Linked DNA regions of Homo sapiens: region 2 is linked to region 1. A link is a loop called in an ENCODE intact Hi-C map of the cell type or tissue named here. Cell type or tissue: endothelial cell of umbilical vein. All regions are shown on one strand. Links, peaks and the distances in the headings refer to the core of each region. The heading gives the core; the rest is flanking DNA.

What was found. Peaks named below come from ENCODE experiments on the same cell type or tissue, not always from the same donor. Only the 100,000 strongest peaks of a DNase experiment are listed, where the experiment ranks them.
Region 2: a loop joins it to region 1, with 5 times the contacts of the local background. A loop is called at or near these places in 3 of 110 quality-filtered maps.

Annotation. Positions count from the first base shown.
Region 1 is chr1:232,002,623-232,018,998 of GRCh38, forward strand. DISC1 (DISC1 scaffold protein) reads left to right here. Exons shown (of 13, transcript NM_018662.3): 11 at 6,163-6,427. TSNAX-DISC1 (TSNAX-DISC1 readthrough (NMD candidate)) reads left to right here. Exons shown (of 16, transcript NR_028393.1): 14 at 6,163-6,427. Among named protein-coding and RNA genes, the nearest start is that of DISC1-IT1, 85 kb to the left of the region's middle. In endothelial cell of umbilical vein, for the core only: no CTCF peak of the experiment used is centred there; a DNase peak (open chromatin) is centred at 10,469; H3K27ac peaks cover 1,849 bases.
Region 2 is chr1:231,917,212-231,933,587 of GRCh38, forward strand. The region is part of intron 9 of DISC1 (DISC1 scaffold protein); the gene reads left to right. All of the region lies in intron 12 of TSNAX-DISC1 (TSNAX-DISC1 readthrough (NMD candidate)), which reads left to right. DISC1-IT1 (DISC1 intronic transcript 1) reads left to right here and starts at 8,623. Exons shown (of 4, transcript NR_126441.1): 1 at 8,623-8,739. In endothelial cell of umbilical vein, for the core only: no CTCF peak of the experiment used is centred there; a DNase peak (open chromatin) is centred at 2,270; H3K27ac peaks cover 942 bases.

The sequences.
Region 1 (16,376 bases), core at 7,461-12,460:
ACACACACACACACACAAAAGCCAATCCCTTAAGGTATCTACTTTATGATTCTGTTTATACAACGTTTTTGAAATGACAACATTTTAAAAAGTAGTAACAGACTTAGTGGTCTCCAGGGACTAGAGAGGGGGAGGCATGGGACGTAGGCAGGTGTGGTTATAAAAGAGAACATGGAGATTCATGTGATAATTGAATTGTTCTGTATCTTGAATGTGGTAAGGGGTACCTGAACTTACATAAGTGATAAAATCACATAAAACTATGAAAACACACACACAAGGGGAACTCTGACGAAGATCAGTGGATTTTATCAATGTCAATACTCTGGCATGATATTGCACTACTGTTTTGCAAAGTGTTACCATTATGAAGAACTGGGTAAAGGTACATGAGATCTCTCTATACTCTTTCTTACAATTGTATGTGAATTTAATAAAAAGAAAAAGAAAAATAGAAAAAAAGAAGGGAATTTTTTTAATTGAAAGACTTGGCTAAAATCAATGAGAAAACACCAATAATTACACAGTAATGAGAGTACATGGGTTAAAACCAGCAATCCAAAGATAAAATCTTAGAATGGGTTTTATACAATTCAGCAAATGTTTTATGTTGGAGTCATTTTAAAAATATGCAAATAAACTGAAAACATAGAATGGTAAAAAGATAAGCTGGGTAAATTTGAATTAAAAGAGTGTTGGAATAACAATTTTAGTATCAGACAATTTAGGCTTTAAGGCTAAAATATCATCAACAATGAAAATTGTCACATACAGAAAAGAAGCAGTTAGAAAATTTAATGATTGGAACCCCTAGGTATCTAACATCATAATCTGAGACTCATAAAACAACCAATAAAACTATGGGAGGAAATAGAAGAATCAAGAATTATAGTTGGAAATTTAAAACACTCATTTCAGAAACTCATAGATGAAGCAAACAACAAGAAAAACAAATATATAAAGATTTTAATAACATAATATGCCTTCACTTTCCATTCAGTGAACACAATGCTCATTCTTTTTGGACATATATGGAAAATTTACAAAAATCAATGAAGTACTAGGTGATAGGAGAACCCTCAGATAATTTTATAGAGTTAATTCTCAACCAGTATGCAATAAAATTAGATATTAATCTAACAAAAAGGGAGGTGAAAAAAATTTATTCTATTTAGAAACGAAAAAACATATCACTATACAGCCCTTGAATTAACAAGGGAACCATTAGGAAAGATAATGAAAAGGCTGTCTGTCAAATCTGCTGGACAACAATGCTGTAAATTCTAAAAATATATATAATGCAATTACAGAAAAATATTTCAAATTGATAGATTTTGTGATAGGCCCACAAGTGTTTGTTAAATTATTTTCCATATTTTTCTGTATATTTAAAATATTTAATAATTAAAAATTTAAATAAACATATATTGGACATGGTTAAAATATTACTCAGACAAAAATTAAGAGCTTTAAATATGCTTATTATAACATTAAAATTTCAAAAGAGGAAAATATGAAAAAGAAAACAAATGAGTTAAGTGTTTACAGAAGCTAATAAAAAGTAAGATAATAAATCCAAAGAAATGGGGAAAATGGAAATATAAGATAAGAACAAATCAATGAAATAGTGAACAAAGATCAATATGAAGATTAACAAAGGAAAAATTAGTTCTTTGAAAGGAGTAATAAGATAGCAAACCTTTGATAAGACTGAATAAGATAAATCAGAAAAAGAATAAGTAAAACACATACTGAAAAGGAGATCTACGAACAAGTAATTTTTTAAATACTTTTTAAAAATATGAACAAACATGTAACAATACATTTGAAATTCATTAAAAAAGGATTAATTTATATAAAGGATATAAAATATTAAAATGGCAGAAGAATAAATGGAAAACTTGAATAGAATGTAAAAGTTAAAGATACTGAAGTGGTAATAAAATGTCTCCTTCAACAAAACCCTTGGGAAAATGATAGGGAACCCGAGAAAGAAGCAAATAGGCAATGAATATGAAAAGATAATTCACAGAATAGTGGAGAAATACAACTTCAAACGAGATCCCACCTTTTACCTATTAGATTGGCTAAAATTAGGAAAATGAAAAATACCAAAGTGCCCCCAACTGAGGACTGTTGTTTCTAGTATGGACCAGACCCCATTCCTGCACTCCTGCTCCAGTGCATCGCTCAGAAAATCTATTCCCTCCCTCCCTCGCTCCATCTCTCCCTCCCTCCCTCCCTGCCTCCCTCCCTCCCTCCCTTCCTTCCTTCCTTCCTTCTTTCCTTCCTTCCTTCTTCCCTTCCTTCCATCCTTCTTCCTTTCCTTCCTTCCTTCCTTCCTTCTTCCCTTCCTTCCATCCTTCTTCTCTTCTTTCCTTCCTTCCTTCCCTCTCTCCCTCCCTCACTCCCTCCCTCCATCCTTCCTTCCTTCCTTCCCTCTCTCCCTCCCTCCCTCCCTCCTCCCTTCCTCCTTTCCTCCTTTTCTTATTATATTTTCTTTCTCTTTTTGTTATTTTATATTGGCATAGACATAAAATACATACATCATGAATGTACTGCTTGATGATTTTTCACTCATGGAATCCTCACCATCAAGAAATAAAATACTTCTTGTACACAAGAAGTCCCATTATGCCTCTCACATTATGAGCCACCATGCCTAGCCTATTTTACTTTTATTTTTGAAGAAAATTCAAATAATTGCATAGTTCTAGATTGCCAGTTAATTTCTTTCAGCATTTTAAAGATGTTTTATTGTCTCCTAGCTTTCACCACTTCTGTCATCCATATTTTTGTTCCTTTGAAGTTAATGTGCCTTTCTTTTCTCTCACTGCTTTTAAGAGTTTTGTTCTGTCTTTGATTTTAGAAGTTTCATTATGATGGGCCTAGGTATGTGTTTTCTTTGATCTTTTCCTATTTTGAGTTGTAGTGTTTCCTAAATGTGTGGTTTGATGTTCTTTGTCAATACATGATATTCTTAGCTGATAATCTCTTCTAATATTACTTCTGCCTAATTCCTTCTTTATCCTTCCGATCTCATCATTTATGGACATGGGCTTTGAGAGAATGTTAATTAATATGTCCAAAAAAATAGGGAACATGATGGAGAATTTTGACAGAGAACTGGAATATATAAAAGAAAATCAAATTAAAAGTATCTGAAACTTAGAACACAATAGTGGATTGAACAGCAGATTCGAGACAGTAGAAGGAAGGGTTATTAAATGGAAGATAGGTCTGTAGAAAATATCTAGCATGAAGCTGTCTGGATGGGAGAAAATATATATTTTCATTGAAAATTCCTGATTTTGGTTTTCCAAAAAAAAGTCAAAATTTTGTCAACATTGAATTTACATTCCTCATAGTTTCAGTGTGCCTGAGCTGATGAGTTGTTGATGTGCTCCATATACAGGGATATGTACTCCCAACTAGCCACAGTCACTCCTTTCTATTATCTTCTACCACTGAGGCTGAATATTAGTTGTCATGGTTTATATCATCCCTTCCCTGCTCCACACATTTACATTGCGTGCTGGGCATGCTATATATTTGAGTTCATGATCCATGTTGAAGATGCCATAAAGACCCAAAAATGTGAAAGAGACTTGGAACCGGGTAACAGGCAGAGGTTGGAACTGTTTGGAGGGCTCAGAAGAAGACAGGAAGATGTGGGAAAGTTTGTAACTTCCTAGAGACTTGTTGAATGGCTTTGACCAAAATGCTGATAGTGATATGGATAATGAAGTCCAGGCTGAGGTGGTATCAGATGGAGATGAGGAACTTGTTGGGAACTGGAGCAAAGGGGACTCTTGTTATGTTTTAGCAAAGAGATGGGCAGCATTTTGCCCCAGCCCTAGAGATCTCGGGAACTTTGAACTTGAGAGAGGTGATTTAGGGTATCTAGTGGAAGAAATGTCTAAGCAGCAAAGCATTCAAGACGAGACTTGGGTGCTCTTAAAGCAGTGCATTTTTATGCATTCATGAAGAGATGATGTGTAATTGGAACTTATGTTTAAAAGGGAAGCAGGGCATAAAATTTTAGAAAATTCACAGCCTGATGATACAGTAGAAAAGAAAATTCCATTTTCTGAGGAGAAATTCAAGCTGGCTGCAGAAATTTGCATAAGTAACAAGCAACCAAATGTTAATCCCCAAGACAATGGAGAAAATGTCTCTAGGGCATGTCAGAGGTCTTCATGGCAGCCCCTCCCATTACAGGCCTGGAGACCTAGGAGGAAAATATGGTTTTGTAGGCTGTGCCCAGGGCCTTGCAGCTTTGTGCAGTCTCAGGACTTGGTGCCCTCTGTCCCACACATGGCTAAAAGGGGCCAACGTACAGCTCAGCCTGTTGCTTCAGAGGGTCCAAGCCCCAAGCCTTGGAGGCTTACATGTGGTGTTGGACCTGTGAGTGCACAGAAGTCAAGAATTGAGGTTTGGGAACCTCTGCCTAGATTTCAGAGGATGTATGGAAACGCCTGGATTTCCAGGCAGAAGTTTGCTGCAGGGGTGGAGCACTCATGGAGAACCTCTGCTAGAGCAGTGTGGAAGGGAAATGTGGGGTCAGAGCCCCCACACTGAGTCCCCACTGGGGCACTGCCTAGTGGAGCTGTGAGAAGAGGGCCACCAACCTTCAGACCCCAGAATGGTAGATCCACTGATAGCTTGCACCATGCACCTGGAAAAGCTGCAGACACTCAGTGCTAGCCCGTGAAAGCAGCCAGGAGGGGGACTGTACCCTGCAAAGCCATAGGGGTGGAGCTGTCCAAGACCATAGGAACCCATCTCTTGCATCAGCATGACCTGGTTCTGAGACATGGAGTCAAAGGAGATCATTTCAGATCTTTAAGATTTGACTGCCCAGCTGGAATTTGGAGTTGCGTGGGGCCTGTAGCCCCTTTGTTTTGGCCAGTTTCTCCCATTTGGGATGGAGCATTTATCCAATGCCTGTACCCCTAATGTATCTTGGAAGTAACTAACTTGCTTTTGATTTTACAGGCTCCTAGGTGGAAGAGACTTACTTTGTCTCAGATTAGATTTTGGACTTGGAATTTTGGGCTAATGCTGGAATGGATTAAAACTTTGGGGTACTGTTGGAAAAGCATGATTGGTTTTGAAATTTGAAAGGGACTTGAGATTTGAGAGGGGCTGGGGTGAAATGATATGGTTAGGCTTTGTGTCCCCACCCAAATTTCATCTTGAATTGTAATCCCCATAATCCCCAAATGTTAAGGGAGAGACCAGGTGTAGGTAATTGAATCATGGGGGCAGTTTCCCCAGTGCTGTTCCCAGGATAGTGAGTTCTCATGAGATCTGGTGGCTTTATAAAGGGCTCTTTCCCCCTGCGTTCTGCACTTCTCCTTCCTGCCACCATGTGAAGAAGGTGCCTTGCTTCCCCTTCACCTTCTGCCATGATTGTCAGTTTCTTGAGGCCTCCCCAGCCACACTGAACTGTGAGTCAATTAAACCTCTTTCCTTTGTAAATTAACGAGTCTTGGGCAGTTCTTTTTAGCAGAATGAAAACAGACTAATACAATAGAGTCTAGCAATAGAGTGGAGAACAACATAGTTACAAGCTCTGCCCTCAGGGAAAAGAAAACAATAATCACATAAATAATTAGAATTGTCATAAATACTCTGAAATAAAAGTAAAAAATGCTAAGAGATCCATCATATTTTCCAGTTGGAAGGCAGGGAATGTTTCTCCCAAAAAGGTTATTTAAGCCGAGTTCTGAAGATAATATGATTTAGTCAGATGAAGGCCTGGTTATATGTGTGTTGATGGAGAATGGACAGAGAGAGTTGATCTAGCCTGGAAGAGTTGGACAGGTCTGAGGATTCAAAGCAAGTCAGTAGGGCTGGTAACACATATATGAGCAGAAACTGTGTTGTATTGGGCTGCTGAGTCTGGAAAAATACATAGGATTTTGGATGCCTTTGCAGACCAAGCAGCTAAGGACCAGCACATTTCATGGTGACTTGATGGTGTGCAAATTTGGTCCCTCTGATGAATCTTCTAGTTGAAATAATTTATCACTGTGAAATTAAGTCATCAAGTATAAGATGACCAGCTGACTTTTAGCCAGGTAGACAAGCTATCGACTTGGTATGATGAAACATCACTGAGTTCATTTTTATGCCTTTGTTTCCTCTCTGTCTCAGCTGCAAGTGTCCACTGCTTGGGAAAGTGTGGGAAGCTGACTTGGAAGCTTGTCGATTGCTTATCCAGAGCCTACAGCTCCAGGAAGCCAGGGGAAGCCTGTCTGTAGAAGATGAGAGGCAGATGGATGACTTAGAGGGAGCTGCTCCTCCTATTCCCCCCAGGCTCCACTCCGAGGATAAAAGGAAGACCCCTTTGAAGGTATTGGAAGAATGGAAGACTCACCTCATCCCCTCTCTGCACTGTGCTGGAGGTGAACAGAAAGAGGTCTGTCCTTTTCACATGGCCTCCAGAGGGGACCCTTATTCTAAGGGGTGCTTTGGGACCATGCTCCAAATGGGAACAATAAATATTGGGAAGGCTTCCCATTGAGCATATAAACTTTTAAAAGTTTCAATAACTCTTGAATATGATTACAAAATAAAGTAGAATTTTTGTAGAAGTTTGAAATATAGAAGAGCAAAAAAACCCAACTTTTGGCATATTTAGTTCCATTTTCATTCTAATTTAGTGGCTAGAATTAGAATATGCAGTCTAATATAGAATTACCATATATAGCATACATTATATATGTCATATATAATATAGTTATTATATTCACTATAGATTATATATGCCATACATGATATTTAACATATATACTATACATTATGTATTGTATGTCATATATGATGTTTATATATTTAGAATCTATATATTACAATATATTATTATTTATTTGAATGAAACATTCAAATATATGTATTTATCCCATTAATTGTTTTTACCAAAACCAGATCATAATGAATGTTTATAATGTTCTTCTTTCATAAACACAACTAAAGTTTGGCCTGAGATATATGTATTACAAATTAAAATATGGTTTTATTTAACTTTCTTTTTCTCTCCCCTCTTTCCTCTCTCCCTTCCCCTTCCACTCCTCACTTTCCTCCTCCCACCCTAACAAGAGTCTTTTCCATAAAAAGGCCCTAGGAAGTTTTTCCTGATTTCAGTGCCATGACCTGAGTCTTCAGAGCTCTTTGTTGGCCCAGGTTCACAGGTGTTGTGAGTGTGGAAAGGAAATAGCATGGAGAGGCTGGAGGAACTTGACACATGGCTTTCAAGTCTCATGGTTGATGTTAGATGTTAGCTGTGCTTCCTCCCTGGGTCTTTGCCAGGACTCACCACTGGTGGGTGGGGAAATTGCCACCTCCCCAGGCCAGCCCTGCCAGTCTCACATCCCATCTGCAGGACCATGGCCTTCAGAGAGCAGACATTTGTGTTCTTAGTCACTGCCTCTGGACTGCTTAGAAAATCGATCCTTGATCCTATATTTGGATTCCATGGTCTTATAAGAAAGCAACCACTGTCACTCTGCATCCTTGCTGGCCCAGTCACAGGCTCTACGTTAATTTATAGACATCTGAACTCGTTTGTTAACCCAGGTGCTACAGGTGGAATCCTCCAGCAAAGCCTGGTCTCCAATGCTCTGGGTAGAGGTGTTGAAAAGTTACCACCTGCTGCAAGTGGATGGCTTGAAAGAATATTCTGGGGTGGAGGGAAGTGCCACCTAAGCAAGGGTTTATTCCTGGGTGGAAGAAACTGCAGGCTCTGGGAATGAGTCTTTGAAGGTGTGTCTGGCTTTCCAAAGTGAGCTACCAGGAGGAGCTCGGTGTGGGGCAGTCAGAAGCCATGCCAGGTATGTGATGGAGTCCCTGGGTCATTGATTCTGCTGGAGGCCAGGACTGATTCAGCAGAGATCCCTTTCTCCTGTAGCGGAGAAAAATGAATATCTTTCCTTTACCCATCTAAAGGTTCTCAGCTGAGGCACCTATACAGACAGAGTAACAAGAGAAAAATGTACAAATGTGCTTAATATAAAATTTACATGACACAGGAGCCTGCAAAAATGAAGACCCAAAGCAACAGAAACCAGTGTATTTTTATGCTTAAGTTTGAAGAATAGCAGACAGATGTGGAGAAGTATAATTGGACAAAAGGAGTATGATTTAATGGCAATAAACTGGGGGGAGCTTAGCAAGGCCTGTTTGCTCGGATTCTTCGCTGCATCCCTGTGTCTTCAGAGATAAGGATACTCCTTTCCTTTGGGTATAGGTTGTACACTTTAAAGATGAGGGTGTTATAATCTACTTTAGAGGAAGGTCAGATAATTATTTATGGCCTGCTTCAGGAAAGAATGGCTGCAGAAGGTCAGAGAGACTTTCCTGCTTCTGCTGTTCCTCAAATGCCAAGGTGCCATATTTTGGGGTAGTGTATTCTGAACCCCATCACTCTCTCCCTCCCTTTCTCCCTCCTTCTCTGCCCTGCCCACTGAGCCCTGAGCCCTCCAGGTTCTCTGGGGACAGACTTTCCCAGGCATAGGAGGATTCGTTTTCCTGCATAGCATTATAAGCACCTGTCAATTTCACTATCTGGCTATAAGAACACAGAGCTATATTTGTTGAAAAATAGGAAGCTTGGGGTCAAGGATGAAAAAAGAGTGGAGCCTTATCCTAGGTCCTGTGGTGGCTGCTGTTTGGGTGCTCCAGGGGTCCCCCAGAAAGCCTCCCAGATCCTCTCCACCAATTGAAATGCTGAGGATGTCCTACATTTATTTGTTGCTTTCTTGGGGGTGAGTGGGTGCTTTAGAGGGGACCTTACAGCTTTTGCTGGCTTTCAGTATCATTTCCCTGTTCCTGTATCGCAGTGCTGGATTTATTTTCACAGAGAGGGCAGCCGTTCTCTGAATTCATGAGTGCCATGGATTTTAAGACAATGTTTTCTGAGAACGGCAAAATTATGGGGCCAGAAAACAGATAAATTGTTGCCAGGAAAGGGGAAGGGACTCATTACAAGAGCAACAGGAAGGAATTTGGTGCGTGGAAGTTGGGGGCGGTTGATAGAAGTATTCTCTCTCTTGATTGTGGTGGTAGTTACGTGACTGTGTGTATGTCTAAATCCATAATTTTACATCAGAAAGAGTGAATTTTACTGTGTATGACTTTATAACAATTATTTTAAAAAGTTTTTTTAAATGTCTACCTATTTAAAAACCGGGCTATAGATGTTTGAGTCAGTGCTTTTGTCTCAGGGCTATCAAAACGCAGTGTGGCCTGCTGGAAAGAGCACAAGGCTTGAGTCTGAGTCTGCCGTGATCCTCAGTTAGGCCTCTTACAGGCCGCATCTCCACATCTGTTAAGAAAAACACCACCACGACATAAGAGGATAATGAAAACTATCTCATGAAGCTGTGATGAAGATTTAAATAAAAGGATGCATCACGAAGTGAGAGACGCATACCTAGTAGAGGCTAATTTGTGTTAACTTTTGTTTCTATCACTCTTTCTGGCAGTCACAAGCATCTCTAAAATGCTTTTTGCATGCATAATGCTAGCAACAGCTATTTGTTTGTATGACTCAGTCTCCAGGCTTAACTTTCCCTTTTGCATAAGGAGTTTGGGGGTGCTTGAGATTGTTACATTTTCCTTTACATGTATAATATACTCACTTTTTGTCAAGAAGTAGACATGAGCAATGAGTTAGTGGAAGATACCCAGTCAGAGAAAGGTTTAACGAAGGAAAACTCCCGTTTGTATTCGGGTCCAGGATTTTAGACTACAGAAGGTATGGGGAAATGATAACAAGGGCCTCATTAGGAAGGTGCTTTTGTTTTCCTGCCTGTGTTTTCCGGGAGCCATTGAAGTCTGGGTACTTTGCATTTATCCTGTGGCTAAAATGTCTATTCGCTTTGCAGCTCTGGGTTGGTTTTGCTTTAGAACTCCGTGCTGGGTCTGACCATCCTATACTGGTTTCTCTACTGAAGCTTGATGCCCTGAAGGCAGTCAATTTCTTTTTGACCCAAATCTTCCATGAAAAATTACTGACTTCTTATAGAGGTCCACAGGAAGATGAGTTTTCAAAGCCTTTCCCGTGCTTATCTGGCCAACGTGGTGATGTGCATTCTGGTGATACTTTGTTATCACAAGGGCTTTGTCGTTGATCGACACCTTCCTGGGTCTACGGTCCTTGCCAGGCTGCTGAGCACCATTCCCCCATTTTACAGCTGGGCCCATTAAGGTGAAGCAATTTGCTTTGGACTTTGTTACAGAGGAAGTCAGCAACAGGGCTCAGTGCCAATCTTAGCATGAACTTCCTCGAATTGTAAGAGCCCTTTTCTTTTCCAGTTTCATGACAGCTCTCCTCCAAGCCTTTCTGAGGACTCTGGAAACTATCAGCTGCTGTTGGCCCTGGTTCGTAGATGTTACAGAAATTGAATGGGGGCCAGACAGGAGCCAGGGAAATCAGTGAGCCAGGCTTCCTCCGCTGTGAAGTGGCTCTTTTGTACGGGCTGTTCTGGCCATAATACCTGCGTAATTTTTTTCTTTCCTGTCTGCAACCTAGCCTGCGGGGTGCTTTCTGTTTCCATTGCTTTTTCTACATAATGGGCTCCCTGGACAGTACCACTCTCCCAGACTTCTCATCCCAGCTGCTTCCTTTCTGAGCCAGTAGCTCTCACCAAAGAGGCCAAAAGAGGACCTGGCAATGTTGAGTCATTGCGTGCAGTATGTGAGTAGCCAGTGTGTGAACACAGCTGCAGTGAACGGAATTAGCAATAAGACACAACGCAACCAGGTAGCCTCATTTGTTCAGATTGAGGTCTTCAAAAAGCATTTTAAGTTTACGGGTGGAAAGGTGTGATACCTTTCCTCAGCCATCATTAAGGGCTAACACTCCTATAACAAAAACAAGTTAACGAGAAAAACATAACACATTTATTTAATCAGAGTTTTACATGGCACAGGAGGCTTCAGAAATGAAGACCCAAAGACCCAGGAAAAACTATTTTTATGCTCAGATTTAATGCAGAATAGTCAGCTATGAAGGAATGTGATTGGACAAAATGGGTATGATCTAATGGTTATAGACTGGGGGGTGAGCGGACCAGCAAGCCCTGTCTGTTCAGATTCTTCTTGGACGCTCTGCATAGTATTTATTCCTCTTGGGTATGGGGCCGGACTCCTCTAAATGGAGGGCCTTCAAGGGAGAAGGAAGAGAGTGACCTTTCTAGGTTTTATGTTTGCTTTGAGGGAGAGGAGTCCTAGTTTCTAAGACTGGCTTTGAGGAAGAGGAATTCTGGTTTCTATGGCTTGCATCCAGGGAGAAAAAGGAGTGTGAGAGGGGAGGGCAAGAGAAGGCAGAGAGATCTTGCTTCTGAGGCCTTCCAATCTCCTTTGGTTCAAAGTACTCAGGCATACCAAAGTGTCACACTTAGGGGTATCATACTGTGAGCCACAACATAAATATCTCCATTCCTTTTTACTCAATTTCACATAAAAAAAGCTGGAAAAGGTGATCCACAATGAAGATGTTTGTCCTCCTTGTCTTAAACTGATTTCTATATCTAGAAATGTCTTTATTGGGCAAAAGTGCTTCCTCTTCAGCCATAATGGGTGCAGATCTGATTCTTTCTCTTCTCTGACACTTACTGGCCCTGGGACAGCTGGAAACTCACTTTGACTCTCCAAGGAGCACATCCCTAAATGTGTGATCTCTTGATATCTCTCCCACTTTTGAAAAGAACTGACAAGGGAAAAATGTTCACTTACCCATCAGCTGGTTTTGCTCTTTTTGTTTAATGTCTTTGGGGAGAAAGCAAAGAGCTAGGACATGAAGAAAACTTCTATCTCCACTACATTTTGAAGTTTTGCAAACCCAGCCATCTTTCCCAAGAGCAGAGCAGTAGAAGCAACCAGGATGCAACCAGGGTTGGTAATTGGTTGGTTAATTAAAAAGTCAGAAAAGACAGAGAGTCATAAAAGATGATGCATGCGTATTTTAAACCTTTTTGTTTCTAGCTGAAAACATGCCCTCTCATTTGCTATTCATTCGATATAGGACCAAGTATTTCTGTTTGTAGAGCCTGCTGATTGGCTTTTCACATGACCCTCGTTGTGTAAACCTCACCTATCATGCATCATTAACAGTTTCCACTTTTGGTGTCTTTAAAGTGGGCTGGAAACGTTAAGAGCACTTGCAAAACAATTCTCAGCCTCCCCCTCTCTCTTAAATGTTATTGAATCTTTCCAAGGTTTCCAGCTTGCTTTTTATGGAAACAAGCACTTGTTTTCACATTAATATTTCATCGCTCTACATAGTATTTATTTAGATTGTATAATTAGGATATTTAAATATAACTGGCCTACAGAAGTGAAGAAACAAATGCAACTTGACCAATAGAAACAGAACTGCGCAGGCTTACCAGGACCCTGCCCCTGGCCTGGCCCTGGCCACTGAATTTGAGAGAGAAAGCAGAGTCCAGGGACAAGCTGGCAGGTGGCTAAGAGAGGTGTTTCTTCTGTTCAGTGAGCTGGCTCCTGCTTGTTCTCTCAGTTAATTACTGTCATCAGCTTGTCAGCCTCCTTCACCTGCCCAAGGGAAGGAAGGGGACTCCTCTGATCTGCTGGCTTCTCCTTCTTTCGGAATATGGTGGAACCTTGCTCCATGCTCCAGGGCCTCACGGTGGCCCTTTTTCCACTAATTAAAAATAGTTCAGCGCTTCTGAGGAAAACAACCTCAGGGCTCTTGGTGACGCCGTTCACCTTGGAAATTCCTTGTCATTCACTGGTGCAGTCTGAGGGATCGATAGCAGGATGGCGTCTGCCTGAATGGCAAGGACTCATTTTCTGCGTTTGTAACAGAGGAGGTGTTATCCAATGAATCCTCAGTGGTGTCCTGGGAGTAGCTGAGAATTTTTGTAATGTGGAAAATCAGATAGCACCCTGCCCCCTCATCACAGCTACAGTGCATTTGATTTCCCCACCACTGGGCAGCCAGGGCAGTTAAAGTCAAGAGCTTCCACTCCCCAGGAGCTTCCGGTCCCCCCATAAGCTGGTCGTGAGCTATTCCTGCCCTTCCTAACTAGGAGCAGGCAGGAGATGAACACTGGAGTTCCATGAAGCTCCTGTGTGAAATTATCTTACCTCTACCCAAGACTTACTGCACTGCCTTTTTCAGTGAATCGTTTAATGCCTTCCATTCTGAATATGCTGGTGTTTCTGCTTTGCCAGCCATTGGTCATTCCACACCCCCTCCTCCACCCGGCCCCCAGGTATTTCCTGGAACCATTGATTATGGCAGAGCAGATCTTATTTTGCTCATATGATTAGGAACCTCAGGCCAACAAGCTTGGGTAATAGTGAGAGAAAAGAAGAGTGGTCCTTTGCTCTTCTTTGTCTGAGTGCCTTTTGAGGGAAAGAGTAGATACCACCAACCATAGCATCTCTATCTCTTTCCAGCAAACTACAGGGGTGCCTGAGACTTTAGGGTGGGAAGCAAGCTCTCACTTGGAAGGGGTGACATCCAGAACCAGGATTAAACGCTGACATTTAAAAACAGTAACTATGGTAGTCTTAATAGTTGCACAGTTTACAGTGAAACACTTAGAGTTCAAATTTGTTTTACTATAAAGTGAACATGGATGGAGTTTGGGATTTGATTCTGTCTTCATAGTTTCCCTTTACAGTTCAATATTTCTTAGCTCAAAGAACACATTCCCTTAAAAGGAATCCCTCAAACCACTTTTCATTTTTATTTTCTTATACAAAAGGGCCTTAGGGTTGGATGTCCCTATCCCCAGAATCTGAATCCTTTTATTAAAGGGACTGTATCTAGGTACTAGCCGGTGCCATGAATCTCATTTTGGATTCAAATGGATTATTTTCTCAGAGGGTTCTAATGAAGTCTGGTTTTATTCAGATTTGACTATCAAACTCAGTGTGCTTAAAGAAAAGCAGTTCACATCCTCTTGCATGATCGTGTAATATAAACTGTAGCTTTTCAAAGGTTGCCCTTCAAGTAAACTAGAAACCACAGGCCAATTAACATATGCCAATTAGCAAGCAATTTCTTCTTCTAACAATTTGTTTGGTTCTGTTAATTACTTTTATTTAGAGCTTGTTTCTCCGAGCCACCTTCAAAACAAGCATGCAGATACTTGAAGACAATTCATTGCTTGCTCTGACCTAAAGAGATCTAAATATTTCAGATGCTTTCTTTACCACTGACGACATCTGGATGCTTTTAAAAGAAATACGCAGTTACTCAGGGAGTAACCGTATAATTTGAATATGTGGATGAATACTCGTATCAGATAGAGTAATAAAGATATACCCTTAATGTCTCAATTTTGCCTCTCTGCTTATTGGCATTTACACGACTGTAGAACTCGGCATTTATATGAAAAGACAAACACCATAAAATCTATGTCAAATACATGTGAAATATATTCTTTGTGTTGTGGGCAGGCATTTGTTTGAAGTAAATATTCTTTTTGTAGATAATATTTTAAAAAGAAAGACAAAACCATATCGCATTCCTGAAATGTATTTACCAAGCATGTATTTTGGAAAACAGCCCAAAGGAACATATTTAAGGCAGTGATTTTAATACTAAACTAAGGAAATAGTTTGATGCATCAGCTAAGCTCATGGATGGGGGTAATCACATCTGGTTTACCTCAAGCCAGAGGAGAAGGAGTGAGACTTGACAATGTAACAACCATTATGAGGCTCAAGTAGCGTTTTTGGCTTGTAAGCATGTATGTGTGCTGTGTTCAATTTTATGTTTTAAATTTTTTTAAAAAACTTAAATACTGCTATAGCCCCAAAATATGTAAAATATGTAAACAGTTGGCTTGATGGCCATAAGGGAACACCTGTCCTTTTTTTTTTTTTTTTTTTTACTGTGTAGCCTGTGACTTTCACTGCAGGAATTAAATATTTTTGTGGATAGGCAAATGTACTTTTGTGGATAGGTATTGCTGATGCCTTATTACACAGCCGAAGGAAATAAGGATCTGGGTAAGCAGTTGAGTCACGGCAAAGAGTACCGTATCCAAGGTGGAGGTTCATGCTAGAGCTACAGGTACTAACCCCTCCCCTGCACCACTGATCCCTAGCAAGGGTGGAAGTAACTGATGACTTCTCTGCACAGCCCCCAGCACAATGTCTGAAAGAGAGACCTAAAGGGTAACTGCCTGTTTTCTCAGATTAATCTTAGAATCCTAGCAGTACTTGTTACTTCAGTTTGGAGATTTTTCTTATTCTATTTCTTCACACTCTTACAGACTTCACATAGCCCCTCCCTTTAGAATAACTCTTGACAGCATTTTAAGAAATAGACTATTTAAATCATCTTGATCCAGTGACTCAACCCAAGGTGTAACCCGTCTGCTCAAATTTGTGGCAAATCTCCATTGATGATAACATTTCTGCAAATGTATGCTCTGTTAGGTGTGGAAGCTTTTCCTAAGTAGAATTGGCAGCCACAGTAGTACCTGCCTACCTAGCAATTTAACTTAAACAGTTTCCTTTTCCAAAGGTATTTTCTATTCAGAATAGAAATAATAAATATGATTTCCTCATCACTCTAGATACAGCCTGATGAGATATTGTTACCAGATACTTTCTCTTATCAAAACAACCATTATTATTTCATAATATATTCCCTACCCTTTGAATATAAGCTCCAGTTCTAAAATTTTAAATGTTGGTATCTTCCACATGTCATAGGGAAAGACTTAAGCCTTGTTTATGGGAACTATAACTGAGTAAAAATGTCCTTGGAGACCCTGGTCATGGAATTTGTGACTGTTCTTCTACTGGGGCATGTGGTTTAGACATCTGCTCAGGCTAGCAACTGAATGCTTTTCTGGGTATACACTTTTATAGAAAAATGTTTTTTGAAAGTCACTTTAATGGGAAAATCCTGCCCAACAAAGGAAATCCTATTTTCTGTTTTTAAATCATGCTCCCTGAGTTGGGTGAGCAGGACAGAAATTTGACATCAGCTCTAATTCAACACAGCTGAAAATTTCTGCCCAAACATTCAGGCCTACGGGTTTTGATCATGAGGTGAGTTAAGCAAATTATATTTGAAATATTGCCTGGCTGAGTCGGTGCTACTGAATCATACCCGTGTGGAGGGACAGCAGGGAAGATGGTAGGGCTTTATTGGAGGCCAATAAAAGCCATGTGTGTACAGCAGTACTGTGGAGAGCCCCAGGACCCCATGGCTGTCCCTGTGGCAAGAAAATTATCCCAGATAAGGCTGTTCTTGGCTGCACTGAGGCAAAGGCATGTGCTCAGCATCCAGAAAGGTTCTTCTTGTTGGTTTTCCTTCCTGGCTCTTTATACTTGGGTGAAATGATCTCTTGGAAGTGTAGTCTGAAAAACAGCAT
Region 2 (16,376 bases), core at 38-5,037, 93 kb before region 1:
CATACTTGCTGAACAATCCTCCTACCTTTTCCCTGCGGCATTACTAAATAATTCAGATTGTTTGAAAGGCATTCTCTTCTATCGAGATGCAATCAAATTTGAGGAGTGTATTTCATTCTCGCCGAATGCATTATATCTTACTTTCCATAAAGAGAATCCAGGTATGTGCTATTGCCTTATGCCTTGAATAATATGAAGCGAAGCGATCACTCTTATATTTGGGGAGTGTTTTAGAGTCTTCAGATGCTTTATGTAGTATCAATGGCTCCAAATATAATAATGTACAATTAAGAATCACATAGGCAGGCATTTTTATAATGAGGAAAAGTGAAGTTAGGAGAGCTATGTTCACTTTCCAAGGCTACATAGAACGAGTGAGCGCCAGGACTGACAGTTCCTTCCTGCTCTGGATCTTGTGGGCTGTCTCCTCCAGCACACTGCATGCTAGAGGAAGCCAGCGATGGGGCAGGAGTGGGGCGAGCATGGCAGCTGACCCCAAGATGGGCAGAGAGCCTGCCCCTCACTGTTCTTCCCCGCCTTAAAGGACATAATCTAACCTCTGGACATGGACTATAATCTAGCCTCTTCTTTATTACTTAGGGTAAATAGTACGTCTACTGATTATTAATTAAATAACATTCTTCACCTGTACATGTTATCACACTTTAGTTCTTAGACTGCTTTCATATTCAACGTGGAGATCTGGAAAGGCAACTTGACTATCTTCATTTTATGATTGAAGAAGCTGAGGTTGAGGGAGGCTAAATGGCTTGTAGTTACACTACAAACACTAAAACAGCAAAAATTAGCATTGGAACTAGAACATCTGATGCATGTTCATGACTTTGTCCTCACAGTCATATCCTCAGGGTCTGTGGAGTGGTGTGTGGCTGTGGCCCCTTAGTTAGAAGGCCGCAGGGACTGTGGTGTTTTAGGTTGTGCCGGCTCTTCGTCATTTTCCCTTTTCTCTCCTGTCCCTTCCTTCCAGGCTATGAGCTATATTTGTGCCAGCAAGCAGTGTTTCTCTCTGTTTCAGCTTTTTCCTACTTTAATTTGTTTGTTTTCATCTGTTAGGATCTTAGAGATGAGAGAACCAAGATGATTTGGAATTTCATGTGAGATTACAGAGGATAGACTCAGAGCTGAATGGTAGCCTATCAATAACGTTCATACATACACTCTCTGACCTCTTTGTTGGTCTCCAAGAAGCCTTTCAGATTTAGTTCCTGGTTGTGGGTTGTGTTTGAGGTAGGAGGACCTTGTTGATGGTTGCATTCCAATTAAATGAGATGGCAGCCCTCACGGTGCCTGTGTGCATACAACATGTCTGTGTTAGATGTGCATTTGCAAGTAACTGGTTATAGAACATTATTTTGGAATACAACACTTGTGAAATCTGAAGATGGTTTTAAACTTTGTATTTCACCTGCAATTATCTTGTAGTACTCTCAGTTAGGAGAAAAATATCTCTTTTGCTCTGAGGATTCCTCAGTATTTTTAGTGACTCTTTGCATGCTTGCAAGGGCTGTGAGAACAAGCCCAGCAGGAAGGAAGAGACATGGGGGGAAGGAAGGAACGTGAGGGAAGTGAGAAGAAAACAAAGGCAAAGTTTCATACCTGGAAGGCTTCGTGCACCAGCGCCCACCTCCGGAAACCACAGTTGCAAATATTCTTTTGTGACCTAATTTTGGTTCTAGGTTTCCTTTCCTCTGTATGTGTTTGCTACATTCCATTCCCTATGCAATAGAGTTTTTCTGTAAAGAAGTTTCCAAGTATAACCTTCCATGAAGCTCCTCAATTTTAAGAATTTATAATTTTCCAGTCCTAGTGCTTAACTCATCCATCATTTGTTTTCCCTCATATTTTACCTGTTTGGTTGCACTCAAAGTCTTCGTTGATGGATGAAACCTGATGGTTTTTAAGAAGCAGAAAATACCAGTTTTGTCCTCACTGATTGATTTTTCTTGACAGATCACGAGTATAATTTATACCAGCTCAGTGGCACTAATCTTGTTTTGTTGTTGTTCTTAAAACAGCTTTGACAATAAGCTGCTACTCTGACTTTGATTCTTAAGTCAGCATTAATGAAACACCATTCATTTGTGTTATCAGCTGTAATAGTCAAAAACAGGTTTAAGACTTTACCATGCTTGCTTTCAAGTTTTGGGTGGATTTCTTTTTCCTCCAATGCTTAAAAGGTTTAGTAAGTGAATGTCAGGTCAAATGGGCGTAGCTGAGTTTCTCCCAGGCACGCTGGCTTTCCTGTGGATGTTTTTGTCACAGCAGTCTAAGTGTATGTCTTTCTGGCCCGGTCAGGGAACTTTGCTGTGGGGATTTGGTTTAAATTCATGTTTAATCTCCTAATTTTATTTTTGTGGCTATAGTGCCTCACCGAGTATACTGAGGCTGAGACTGGACAGAAAGACCTTTTTTCTGATAAGCTCTTAATCTGTATCAGGCTCAGCCAAAATGAGTTCTGTTAGGGCTGCTATTTTTAGCTATGTGTAATAGCTATTGTGGTCTCACAATACACTTGTTTATACACAGAATATGGTTTTATGCACAGAATTTTGTGTATTAAAATAATAGGCAAAATGATTACAAATAATTTCAGGTGTGCCTTGATACAAATCAGATCTGTATACTTGTGTTTTCCTGTTGACATCTGTCATTTGCAGTCAGTGGCTTAAATTAAAATTTTTTGGTCTTAGGGAAAATCATGTGAGGGTTTCCCTGTTGCCTCTCTCGGGCAGAGCTTCTCAGCCTTGACACTATTGACGTTTTAGACCAGACACCTCTTTGCTGTAGGGGGTGTCCCGCGCATCGTAAGAGGTTTAGCAGCACCCAGGGCTCTACGTACTAGATGCTAGTGCCTCCCCTCCCCCACTCTCAGTTGTGACAATCAAAAATGTCTCCAGACCTTGCCAGATGTCCCTTGGGGATATAGGGCTGCCAGAGTTAACAAATGAAAACACAGCGTGCCTAGTTAAATTTGAATTTCAGATAAACCATACAAATTGTTTTTATTGTGGTAAAATGCACAGAATATAAGACTTACCATTTTAGCCATTTTTAAGTGGCTAAAATTTGTAAGTGGTCAGTGTCATTAAGGACATTCACATTGTTGTGCAAACATCATCACCATTCATCTCCAGAACTTTCTTATCTTTGCTAGCTGAAACTCTGTCCCCATTAAACACTAAGTCCCCATCCTCCCCTCTCCCAGCCCCTGGCAACCTCCGTTCTCCTTTCTGGCTCTATGCATTTGACTCTTCTGGGTATCTCATGTAAGTAGAATCATACAGTATTTGCCCTTTTGTGTCTGTCTTATTTCACTTAGTGTAACGTCCTTAAGGTTTGTCTGTGTTGCAGCGCATGTCAGAACTTCCTTCCTTCTTAAGGCTGAATAACATTCCACTGTGTGAATGAACCACATCTCCTTCATCCGTTCATCCATAGATGGACATTTGGGTTGCTTCCCGCATTTGGCTATTGTGAACGATGCTGCTATGACCACTGGTGCATAGGAATAATTTTTTAGTGTAAATATGTCCCATGTAATTTTAGTACATACTTTTATACTAAAAAATTATTCATTGTTTATCTGATGTTCAAGTTAACTGGGCAAGTTGTGTTTTATTTTATTGGGTAATGCTACCTGGTTGAGAACCACTGCCCTAGGACTGAACTGCTATTTTTTTTTTTTTTTTTTTGAGATGGAGTCTTACTCTGTCACCCAGGCTGGAGTGCAGTGGCGTGATCTCGGCTCACTGCAGCCTCCACCTCCTGGGTTCAAGCGATTCCCCTGCCTCAGCCTCCCAAGTAGCTGGGACTACAGGCATGCGCCACCAAGCCTGGCTAATTTTTTTTTTTTTTTGTATTTTAGTAGAGACGGGGTTTCACCATGTGGGCCAGGGTAGTCTCAATCTCCTGACCTCGTGATCTGCCCGCCTCGGCCTCCCAAAGTGCTGGGATTATAGGCGTGAGCCACTGCACCCGGCCAGCTGGACTGCTTTCTTTGCTTGGGCACTGGCTCAGGGCTCCAAGGACCGTGGTCATACCTTCCCATGCAACTTACATATGACTTCCAAGACTTCCAGCACAGTGAAGAGCACATGGAAAAATGTGGGCACCATAACATCTACATACCCTAAATGTGTCAGTCAGCTTCAATTTGTTCTCAGTTTGGGAAGGGTGATAGAGATACTGACCCTTCCTTTTGACCTGCCTCTTTTCCATTTTATTCTGGTAAATTCACGCTTATTACAGCACTTACAGAGCAAATCATATTATGATTATAATTTTATGATATCATACTTTTATATTATGAATATATTTATAATATGTGAAATGATTGGATTCTTCAAAAAGTCAACTTAAAGAAACAAGTTGGGATCCTCACTGGCTACTTGTGTCCTATTTCAAATTATTTCTATTTGCCCTTTCTGCTCCTCTCCCCAGCTTTATTGAGGTATGCTGGACAAATAAAAATTTTAAGTATTTACAGTATAAAATGTGATGATTTGATGTATGCATATGTTGTGTAATGATTACCACAATCCAGCTAACTAACATGTCTATCACCTCACTAGTTACCTTTTTTTTTTTTTTTTTTTGGAGTGTGATGAGAACCCTTGAGATCTACTCTTTGGGCAGTTTTCAAGTATATGACACATTGTTATTACATAGAGTCACCATGCTCTGCAATAGATCTCCAGAATTTATTCATCTTGCATAACTGAAACTTTTTACCCTTTGATCACCATCTGCCTTTTTGCTTTTTCTATCACTCAGAGAAAGCCAGTTAGTGGATAATTTCTACATGATTGAGGTTAATAGAATGCGGCCACCTAAAACTGTCCCTGAGGCTTGGGAATTTGGGTGAATCCTGATTCTGCCATGCACTTTGGGCAAGTCACATACCTTCAGTCTCAGTTTCCTCATCCGTGACTAAAGAATAGCATGAATGCCTTCTCCATGGAATCACCATGAGAGGTAAAGGAAATATTGCACTTACAGCTCCTGCTATGAAATATCTAGCATCTGACAGACATGCACCTTGTCTTAGATGTCGAGCTGCAGAGCAGTTTTCATGGCAGAAAGAGAGCAATAGTTGCTAACACGTATGAACTGCTTACTGTGTTCCAGGTACTAGTCTCCAGTTTTTACTTGTATTGTTGCATTTAATCCTCACACTGAGCCCACGAAGCTTGTCCTAACATTATTCCCTTTCACAGATGAAGAATGTGAGGCACAGATAAGGTACATTCATCCAAGGGGGTATGTCTGGCAAGCAGCAGAGCAGGGCTTGGCATTGGGACATCCTGATTCCAGTGGGAATAGTTGTCCTAACCACTTGGCTAGATGGCTGCCTGTGGGGTGGTGCTTCTGGATGGAACACAGGGTGCACAGTGATGCATTTGGGAATCACTGAGGCAGGAGAGTGACCCCACCCAGCCCTCCAGGCCAGCCAGGATAACCCTGGAGGGCTGGAGGGGGACACGTCCTGGTGAGTGCACCCTCCCTCTGGGTTCCAGGTGAGATACCCTTCCAGCTGGCCTTTTGAGCCCAGCTCCCCCAGGAAGGAAGGATGCTCTCCAGCAGGCGCTCCTCAGAGCACCTTCTGTGTTTTCACCTCACTTAGAAAATTCAACCTCTAAACATCATTGAGTGGCACTGAGAACTAAAGCCACAAACTCCCAACTTGAGAAAATGCAATATTTATACATTTAAAACAGCCAAAATGGTTTTAACATACCTATACTGATTCAAAAAAGAAGTCTGAGCCAGGCGTGGTGGCTCACGCCTGCAATCCCAGCACTGTGGGAGGCCGAGGCGGGCAGATCATGAGGTCAGGACATTAAGACCATCCTGGCTAACATGGTGAAACCCCGTCTCTACTAAAAACACACACACAAAAAAAAAGTTAGCTGGGTGTGGTGGCATGCGTCTGTAATCCCAGCTACTCTGGAGGCTGAGGCAGGAGAATCGTTTGAACTGGGGAGGCAGAGGTTGCAGTGAGTCAAGATCACGCCACTGCACTCCAGCCTACGCAACAGAGCAAGACTCTGTCTCAAAAACAAAACAAAAAAAACCAAAAAAAAAAACAAAAAGAAAAAGAAATCCGTTTTCGCTGAGCCCTCCTGGCAGGTAGTAAAATCTTGGACTTGAGCTCCCTGGGGCCCTGTCCAGTTGCCCTCAGTGCCCTCCCTTCCAGCTTACCCATTTACCAGGTGTTCGAGGCTGCTGCCAGTTTAAATTTTGTTTCAAAAACTGGCCTTCTCTTTCTTTTTATTCTGCAACATTTTGCCTTGGGGCCTAGAAAGGAATCCTTAGTCACTGATTGCCGTAGGCGGATATTACCTCACCCAGTATGGGCTTCCACGCTAAAGACCTCTCACAAACACTTGCACACTTTCAGACTCACCCTGCACAAGGCACGCTGACGCTGTTTCCTAGGGCTTATTCCCAAGAACACGTCTCTGCTGAGACTTGGTTTTTGTTAGGATGTGTGTGATTCCATGTGTTCCATCATGCAGAGGAGATGCTGAAAGTTAGCGCTGTGGCTTTCAAGATCCTCCTGTGGCGCCTTTGTATATGGCATAGAATGGTGCCAACTGGAGTAGCCTGAGAACCAGAAACAAGAATTCTGCTTCTGAACAGCTTCGTTTTTGGGCCAGAGAATTGTTTCCACCAGAGGAGGCGTGATGGGAGCTTAGGGGCTATGTGCTCGGTTTCTGAAGTTGTACAACGGAGCATTCATTTGCATTCATTTGACAAGTCCTGCTGTGTTCCTTTACTTGTTCTCTTCTGTATTATGGGCTTAAGGGTCGCTTATTTCAACATCGCTATATTTTCCCTGAAAGCTCAGTAATGATTGAATCACAGAATTTAAAGAGCTTGTCGTATAAATACATCTAAAGTGAAAAAGATGAACTTTTTCCCCAGTGAATACAGGCAACCATCAATCAAAGGAATGCATCCTGGAAAAGAAAGGCACAGGGTAAAGCCTGCCTCCTTTGCGGGTCCCATCTGTTCTTGGGAGGACAGTCCCCATGTATTGCTCCTGGGCCCTTTGTGGCCGAGCACGAACAGCTGTACATACAAAGGAGGCTGTGTGTTTGTTCATGATGTTGGAACCGGAAGTGGAAGGGGCTTTCTTGTCAAAGAAGGCACATATGAGTGCCATAGTTACGGGACAAAAATATTTCTCCTGGAAAATCTATTGAAGCCTTTGTGCGATGTTCAGCAGAGTGTGTTGGGGGTGGGTGTGAATGTATCTGTGTGGGTGAAATGAGGATAATGTGGTCATGTGAACAATTCAAGGCAAGAAAAGATCCGGTGATACTGAGAATCCTGATTCTCCTTTAGAGATAGGAGTTCTCTGGCTATTCTGAAGAGTGAAGTTACTGCCCATGATGTTGCAACATATGGACATTTGCAACAATTTTTTTTTTTTTTTTGAGATGGAGTCTCACTCTGTCGCCCAGGCTGGAGTGCAGTGGCATGATCTCTGCTCACTGCAACCTCCACCTCCCGGGTTCACGCCATTCTCCTGCCTCAGCCTCCTGAGTAGCTGGGATTACAGGCGCCTGCCACCATGCCTGGCTAATTTTTTGTATTTTTAGTAGAGACGGGGTTTCACCATGTTAGCCAGGCTGGTCTCGATCTCCTGACCTCGTGATCTGCCTGCCTTGGCCTCCCAAAGTGCTGGGATTACAGGCGTGAGTCACTGCGCCCGGCCTTTTTTTTTTTTTTTTTAAATGATTCTTTTGTTCCAGTTATTGACCTAGCACCAGCATTTGTCTTATGGATAAGGTGAGGGCAAAATTGCACTGGGTGTGGCAAGGTGATTCTGCACTTAGAGGTTCGTGTTTATGGTGCTACTGAGGGACTGAAGAATTCATCTGGAAACTTTTGGCTGCTCCCCTATCCTCTTCTTGCTAAATCAGAATGGCATACAGTTAAAAATACGGGCCCCAACCCGAACACAGGATTTCAAGGCTTGCTCACTGCTTGCATGATCTTAGAAAGTCACATCTGACTCCAAACCTTCGTTTCTTCATCTGAAAAACGGTGACGATGATGACAGAACTACCACCTGCATGGTGATGCTGTGCACTCAGGAAGGTTTTAGAACCACTAGAGTGGACTGGGGCTGGAATGGCTTCTGTCACAGAATTCAGAGTTCCCTTGTACTGCAGAGAGTCAAGTGCAGCTGAATGGCTGCTACCAGGGATATTACCCAGATGTTCACAGGTCATGAAAGTGTGGGACAAGATGACCTCAGAGCTTCCCCTCCACTGGTGACAACACATGTAACATGCCTCCTATTAAGCCTGTAATGGGGTAAATTGTATCCCCACCAATGATAAGTCCAAATCCTAACCCCTGATACCTGTGAATGTGACCATTCTTGGATTATAAGATCTTTGCAGATTTATGGATCTTGAGATAAGATCATCCTTGATTTAGGATGGGCCCTGAAATCCAATGATTAGTATTTTTTATGAGAAAGGAGTGGGAGATATGAGACACAGACACACAGAGGGGAATGACATATGAAGATGGAGGCGGAGACAGTAGTGAGGCATCTCAAGCCAAGGCATGCTACGGGTTGCTGACAACCACCAGAAGCTGGGAGAGAGGCACGGAAAAGATTCTCCCTCAGAGCCTCAGAAGGAACCCACTGGACTAACACCTTGACTTTGGATTTCTGGCTGCTGGGACAATGACGGAGTAAGTTTCTGTAGTTTTAAGCCACCCAGTTTTCGATACTTTGTCATAGCAGCATTAGGCAACTAATTCCATATCTCACCCATAATAAACACTCAGTGCTAGCAATTGGCTGCCACTGTGGTGATTATCAGCATGGAACTATGTGTTCCTGAAGAGAATTAGTTATTCCATTTCTATGAATATTTTCAACCCAAGATTGTTGCTCTCAGTTAACGTACTGAAAATGAACTTGGTGAAAAAGTAAAAGCTCTTCTACATATCCCATTTGTGGATAGACTTAAGAGAACAGAAAGCTTATTATGGAATAAGCAAATTAATACCTTTGGGATCAATAGAGTGTCTACAGTTCAAAACCCTATCAAAAGTGGGTTTACGTAAAAAAAACTAGTGTGTTATCCATGTGTAATATTTTGTATAATATACAAAATTCTGGAAAGGAAGACTCACAATGCCAGATCAAGTATTGCAACGTCAGTTATGGCAGGAACAAAGGCTCTTCCCAGAAGCCTGTCTTCATTGTGCATTCTTTCACCAGAACAACTTGCTGTACTTAAGGCACAGGACATTTGGATCTAGAGATGTAGCTGTTGTGACTCACCATTTCTATAAACTTGGTGACTGGTCCCAGGCTGTCATATCTGTACCTGATCCACTACAGGGATGAATTGACATTTTCAGTGGCTACTTTGAGTCCAGATATTAATAGATCAGCCTGAAAGGGAGGATGAGGCAGTAATAGCACTTTTACAAGCAATAGAAGACAAGCTCAGGGAACAAAAGAGAAGGGAAGCTCCTTGAATTTAAAGGCAAGGGCAGAGATTTATTCCTCCACTAAATCTAAGGACTAAAAGCTTAGGTGGAGAGAGGGCTCAAATGTGAATTCACTTCTCATGCTCCCTTTGTGACCTCCTTTAAGGAAGGCCAGATTTGAGGAATGAGATTTTCCCAAGGGGAGGAAGCATTGTCTTCATCACTTCATGTATTTTTCTCAGAAGGCTATTGGCCTCCTGGAATTTTTACTTAGAATTCCAGATAGTCCAATGATGCTTTCTAGGTACCGTGGCTTTCACTGTGGTGAGAGTTTTGGCTGCAGTGCTTTTCTGTAACCCACTCACAAAGCCTTTGGGGATGGTGATAGTATAGGGATTGTCCTTCCAACTAGTTGCTCTCCAACTAGAAAGGCGAATCCCTTTTTCTTTGAGTCACAGAGGATGGAGAGGCTCAGCATTCTCATTCCCTGTTTGGGTTTCCACCCCTGTGGCCATGCAATTTCCATTTATAGCCATGTATTGGCTTACAAGCCTAACACCAATCCTGACCCAAAGCATGAGGCACTCTCACACATTTCTAGGTTAAGAACACTAAAAAGCAGGATCATCAGGTTATTTTTTGTTATTTGTAGATTTCTGCATAGCCTGATGCTTCAACTTCCCAAGACCTCATTTCTTCCCAGAGTAGCTGGAGTAGCTGGACCTTTATCATGTTCTGGTATCAAATTCTGCCTTGGTAATGTGTACAATGCTTCAAGAATTGCGGACTCCATATTACTCTCCTGTGTCATGTAGTTCTCTCTTTGTGAAAGCCATCCTTCCCTGAAACCCCTCATCCACCTGCCTACCTTGCCAACATTCCCTGCTCCTGGGTTGCCCTTCATTGTGTTCTATTTATGGGTAACCATGCTTTGCCAGGAACCATGCCAAGTACTTGGAATACGAAGGAAGTCATTGATGGAGAGGACACACAAGTAAGTAAAGGGCCCTGATAAAATGCGACGAGAGCTAGGCACGTGGATTTTTATGCAACAAAGGAGATAGGCAAGGAGCCCACGAACTAGTTTCCAAATGCTGGACCCCCTTGATCAGGACCTTTTCGGAGCAGGCTCAAGTGTCTCCCAACACCTATACCTGGCTGGACCCCTTGCCATTGTCTCACCACAAGTTGATGCTATAGTTCCAGAGGGCTGCCCCGCCAGGCCACTCTGTCTTTTGCAATTCCAGGGTGGGATGTGCATTGTCTACTTGGACCTAGGAACTCCCTTCAGCAGTTCTCCTGTGGACCTGTATCCAAGCCACCCTACAAAGTGAGCATGCACTCTGATTTAGGAAACTTTTCTTGAGAGATTTATTCTATAGTCTCCCTAACATCCCATTCTGGTGTTTATTCCATTAATTTAGAGCAAACACCCATTCAGTGAAGGGCCCTGAAAGGCATAGAAAAGGACAAAGTATCAGACTTGATTTCTGCTCTCAGCTATTAAAACTGGAGAGGCAAGGCACATAGAAAGATAGGGATGACATGATATTTAAACAAATGTTCTACACAGTGTTTCTCAATATAATGTTCTTGTCCTGTTGGGGGGCTTTTCAGTAAGCAGTGTCAGTGAAAGGGCAGTGACAGCAGGAGATGATTTTTGGTTATTTTCTGCATAGGCATCCTCAGTATGGAAGGCTGTGCCCACCTACGTTTGAAATGTGCAAGCTTGATTCTTCTCTCTTTTCTTCTTTATTAGTCTAGCTAGCGGTCTATCTATTTTGTTAATCTTTTCAAAAAACCAGCTCCTGGACTCATTGATTTTTTTGAAGGGTTTTTCGTGTCTCTTATCTCCTTCAGTTCTGCTCTGATCTTATTTACTTCTCGTCCTCTGCTAACTTTTGAATTTATTTGCTCTTGCTTCTCTAGTCCTTTTTATTTTGATGTTAGGGTGTCGATTTGAGATCTTTCCCACTTTGTCCTGTGGGCATTTAGTGCTATAAATTTCCTTCTAAACACTGCTTCAGCTGTGTCCCAGGGATTCTACAATGTTGTGACTTTGTTCTCATTGGTTTCAAAGAACTTATTTATTCCTGCCTTAATTTTGTTATTTACCCAGTAATCATACAGGACCAGGTTGTTCAGTTTCCATGTAGTTGTGCGGTTTTGAGTGAGTTTCTTAATCCTGAGTTCTAATTTGATTGCACTGTGGTCTGAGAGACAGTTTGTTATGATTTCCGTTCTTTTGCATTTGCTGAGGAGTGTTTTACTTCCAATTATGTGGTCAATTTTAGAATAAGTGCGATGTGGTGCTGAGAAGAATGTATATTCTGTGGATTTGGGGTGGAGAGTTCTGTAGATGTCTATTGCGTCTGCTTGGTCCAGAGCTGAGTTGAAGTCCTGAATATCCTTGTTAATTTTCTGTCTTGTTGATCTGTCTAATATTGACGGTGGGATGTTAAAATCTCCCACTATTGTTGTGTGGGAGCCTAAGTCTCTTTGTAGGTCTCTAAGAACTTGCTTTATGAATCTGGGTGCTCCTGTATTGGGTGCAGATATATTTAGGATAGTTAGCTCTTCATGGAGGCAACCTCAAGTAGCATTATTGTTCTTTTCATCCTTCCTCTCCTACTCACCTCCCCCACTCCTGACAAAATATGGAAATCCTGTCCCTGAGTAGTCTTGTTCACAATACACAATCTCACAGCCAAAGGAATGTATTTTTAACCCTGAGACGCCGAAAACGGCTTGAATCATTCATGCTGTCGTCTATTAGTCTGCCGCTGTGCTGTTATTTTTCCCAGGCTTAATGAGCCCTCATGGCACTGCGCTGCCTCAGAGCACGGCCGCAGCTTCAAGCACAGACAAGCCTGCTCTTTAAATATGCAAGTCATCAGCCTTTCTTGGAAAATGCTATGGGGAAGGTGCTCTGGACAAGCAAACAGATGATTTTTGCAGACTGTTCTGTAGTTAATTTGGGTCATGAAGCCCACTGTGGCTCAAGGAGTTTAGGGGACAGAAAAGGGGCTTTTGAAGGATTAACAACCAGATAGGAAGAAAGAAACAAATGAAGGGTAATCCTGGTTTTCTTTTGAGACTGACAAGAAAAAGTTGTTTGAAAGGAGGACACTCCACCATTGTTGTTGTTGAAGGAGAGCTGTACTTCTGATGTCCCCCAGGCTTTGTAGTAGTTAAGGGGTGAGGGATTGCAGGAGCTGCTCAAACCTGGCTGCTAATATGACACTAGGAGCCTGGGTGACACAGGGGCCATGGTGCCAGCTGCAGGTAGCGTGGGATTGACCCTGTTAGCCCTGGACATCAAGCCTGGAGTGAGAGATGGCCCGAAAACCCCTGGGACCTGATACAAGCAAGGGCTTTGGGATCAACCAGGCTCTCACTAACAGGCATCACTCAAAAAGAAAAGCATTTATTTAATAGAGAGTTTCAGAAAATGTTCCCCTTATTATTTTTCTTTGATTTTTGAATTGGAAGGCGCTTAGAGATCCTGTCCTTTAACCCTTGCGTTGTGCAGATGAGAGATGTGAGGTCAGGGAAGTTTAGTGGGCTCAGGGACGCACACGGAGTTCACAGGGTAGCCCGATGCAGTGGGAGGGTCGATGGGCTTCTGCCTCAGAGTTCTTTTCACCCTAACATTTCCTGTGCATTTGTTTACGTGTGCCAGGGATCGCTCTAAGTGCTTTGTACACATTAAACTTATCTAATCTTTACCCTAACTGTGAGAGGTGGCTGCCATCATTTTTATTTAATTTCACTTTGCATTAAATGATGTTGGCACAGTGATGTTAAGTCTGTTGCCCACAGTCTCCTGCCTGGAAGTGACAGTCAGGATTCAAGCCAGGCAGTGGGAGCCTCTGGAGCAGCCCTCCAAACCTCTACCCCATATGGCTCACATAGCCTCTAAAAAGGGTTTTGTGACTGATCTGAGATCCTAACCATTATCTATGACTTCATATTCCTGAGCAGGGGGCAGCTGGGGAAGCATTTCAAGATACTCAAGGACAAAGCACCCATCAACATAGATGGGTGCAAACTCAATGCTATCTAGTTCGCTGCAGCTGTTTGGCTAAAGGAAAACAGAATACCTGCAGAGCTGATGGCTTGGAGACTAGATGTACAAGATTACAAGCCAGATGCAAGTCTAGTTTCTGGGGTCCATCTGTGAGCAGAGGTGTGGGTGGAGGCCCAGAAGCCAGGCTACCATTTGGGATTGACTCTTAGCTCCTTACATGCACTTAAGCAGCCATTCATGACCTTTTCTGCAGCTCAACTGATACACTCAAGGCTGGGCATGTCCTTCTGTTCTAGTCATTCTGCTTTTGGTCCACTTCTATATGTTTGTTACCAAACTAGACATTGTCTTCAAGACCCACTCTGGCCAAGTCCTGGGGTCATGTTTAGTCCTGGAAGGACCTCCAGGAGATGGAGGTAGTTCTTAGTTGACCAGAGGGGAGCAGGACCACCTGTGCTTTAAGGTCATCCTGATTTCCTGGTGGTCGTTAATACGAAAGAAGCTACACCAGGCTTGACTTCTCTGAGTCAGTGGTGTTCAGAGCCCTTGACTCACCCTGGACCTGGGCTTGGCAGGAATTTCTCTAACCTTAGGTGGATGTATGGGTGAGTCTGCACAGCAACTTACTGTTCTGGTGCATTTGTGTTGGCATGCCCATGTACCGGGAGATGCCCTAGGGACTTACTTATGACATACTGACCTAGAGAGGGTTTGCGTATAAAATTTTAACTTGACTCACTGGTTCCTGGCAGGGTCAATAAATATTTGTGGACTCACTGAGTGAATGAGTGAGTGAATGAATGAACCAGTCTGCTAAGAAGTGTGAGCACAGAATATGTGTGCTGTTCTGACACATGATGACCCTATCATCCTTTGAGGACCTACCATATAGCTCAGTTTTGACACTGCTTGTGATTTTTTTTTTTTTTTGTCTTTGAGACAGGGTCTCACTCTATCACCCAGGCTGGAGTGGAGTGGCATAGTCATAACTCACTGCAGCCTTAAACTCTTTGACTCAAGTGGTCCTCCTGCCTCAGCTTCCTGAGTACTTGGGACCAGAGGCGTGTGCTACCATGCCAGATAATTAAAAAAAATTTTTTTTTTATAGACAAGGTCTCACTGTGTTGCCCAGGGTGGTCTTGAACTCCTGACCTCAAGCAATCCTCCTGTCTTGGCCTCTGAAAGTGCTGGTTTTACAAGTGTGAGCCACCAACCCCTGGTCCCACCTGTGATATTTTTCACCAGCTCATGGCCGTGGGGAGCCCGACTATTTGCATACGTGTTTTTTGCTCAGTACTGACACCTGGTGGCAGTGTCCCAAATTGCAAGCACAGTCTCTAGCATTAACTCAGTGTCAGGACTTTGGTGTGGCGGACCATAAGAATGGGAGCCTCTGGAGTTATGCAGAGAGAAGTAGCCCTACCAGGGAAGATGTAATCTTGCAAAATAACCTACCTAATGACAATGAGTCTCTTGTCTTTTCTTAGGGCTGCATAATCAGCACCACCTGATTTAGTGGTAAGAGGAAAGGTGCTAGTGGGAAATGCCATTATTTAAAAATACCTGGAGACTACTGATCTAGTTTAAGACCAATATTTGTCCCACATTTGATATTAGAACCAATAGAATGATAGAAGTAATAGCTATGGTACTATTAATAGCTCCTATTGAGGACCTGTGAACACACTGCTGGACCCTGTATATTTAGTATTTCTAATCCTCATGATAACCTAACACATAGGGATTATTATTTCCATTTTACAAATTAGGAAATGGAGCTTTGGTTTAGTAACATGCCTGAGTTCATGGTAGGGGCTGGATTTGAATCTCAATTTGCTTGACCTCAAAGGCTATGCTCTTTCACTCTGCTTCAAGGGTACTGTGTTACTCCAGGGGTGCCATTCACATTCTAGTCAGTGTACATGGCATTTCTGGGGTTGTGTGACTTGTAGCCATCCTCTTTCCATCATTCCCACTGCCTCTCCAGGAGCCAATCATTTATGTCTCTTCTAAGCTCAGTGGGTGACTGAGGCTGTGAAGACATTTAAAATTGAATAATGTATCCTGTAGTAGATGCATTGACTATTTCTCTAGAGTTGGCATCCTAAAATTCAAAATTTTTGGTCTGGCAGCCTGTGAAAAAAATCGTATTTTGCCTCTAATTCTCAACCCTGGAGAGCGCCAATTAGTTGTGAAGTTACTTTCAAACTGAAGCCCAATTTATACTCCTAATAAAAACATCCAATGTAATCATATGTGAAATGGAGGCTAATGGCCCTATACCACCCGAGCATCACCATAGTGATGGTGTTGAGGATAAAAATGATGACAATGACAACAGCAGCGATGATAATAGTTAACCATTGTCGAGTACCCATTATTTCCTTGACTCCTTATAGACACTCTGTGAGGGAAGTAATAGTATTGTCCCAATTTTCAGAGGAGGAAATGAGGTGTAGAGATGCTAGTTATCTTACCCAAGCTCAGTTGACTGTGCTGGTAAGTTGTGAAGTTAACCTAGGTTAGCCTGAGTTCACAGGCTATGCTAGATTAACTTCAGCTAGCCTTGCTTTTAACCACCTACACTGACAGCCTTTCAATTGTAAGAGGAGCTTTGGGTTTTTGCTTTGAAAGTAGAAACAAGTATCTAGTGATAATAATATGCCTAATAATTATCCTGCACAAAATAAATAATCCAGCCACTTATCACCACCTCTAAGGCACCTTCTCATCCTGTCGTTTTAAGGTTTTGTTCTTTTGGTTCTGTCCCCAGCCAGGTTTTCTTTTCCCTCCACATGCCTGGTGTGGTGTGAGTAAAGCATCTGCCATTTTGATTATGGCACACTTGCTACCTCTT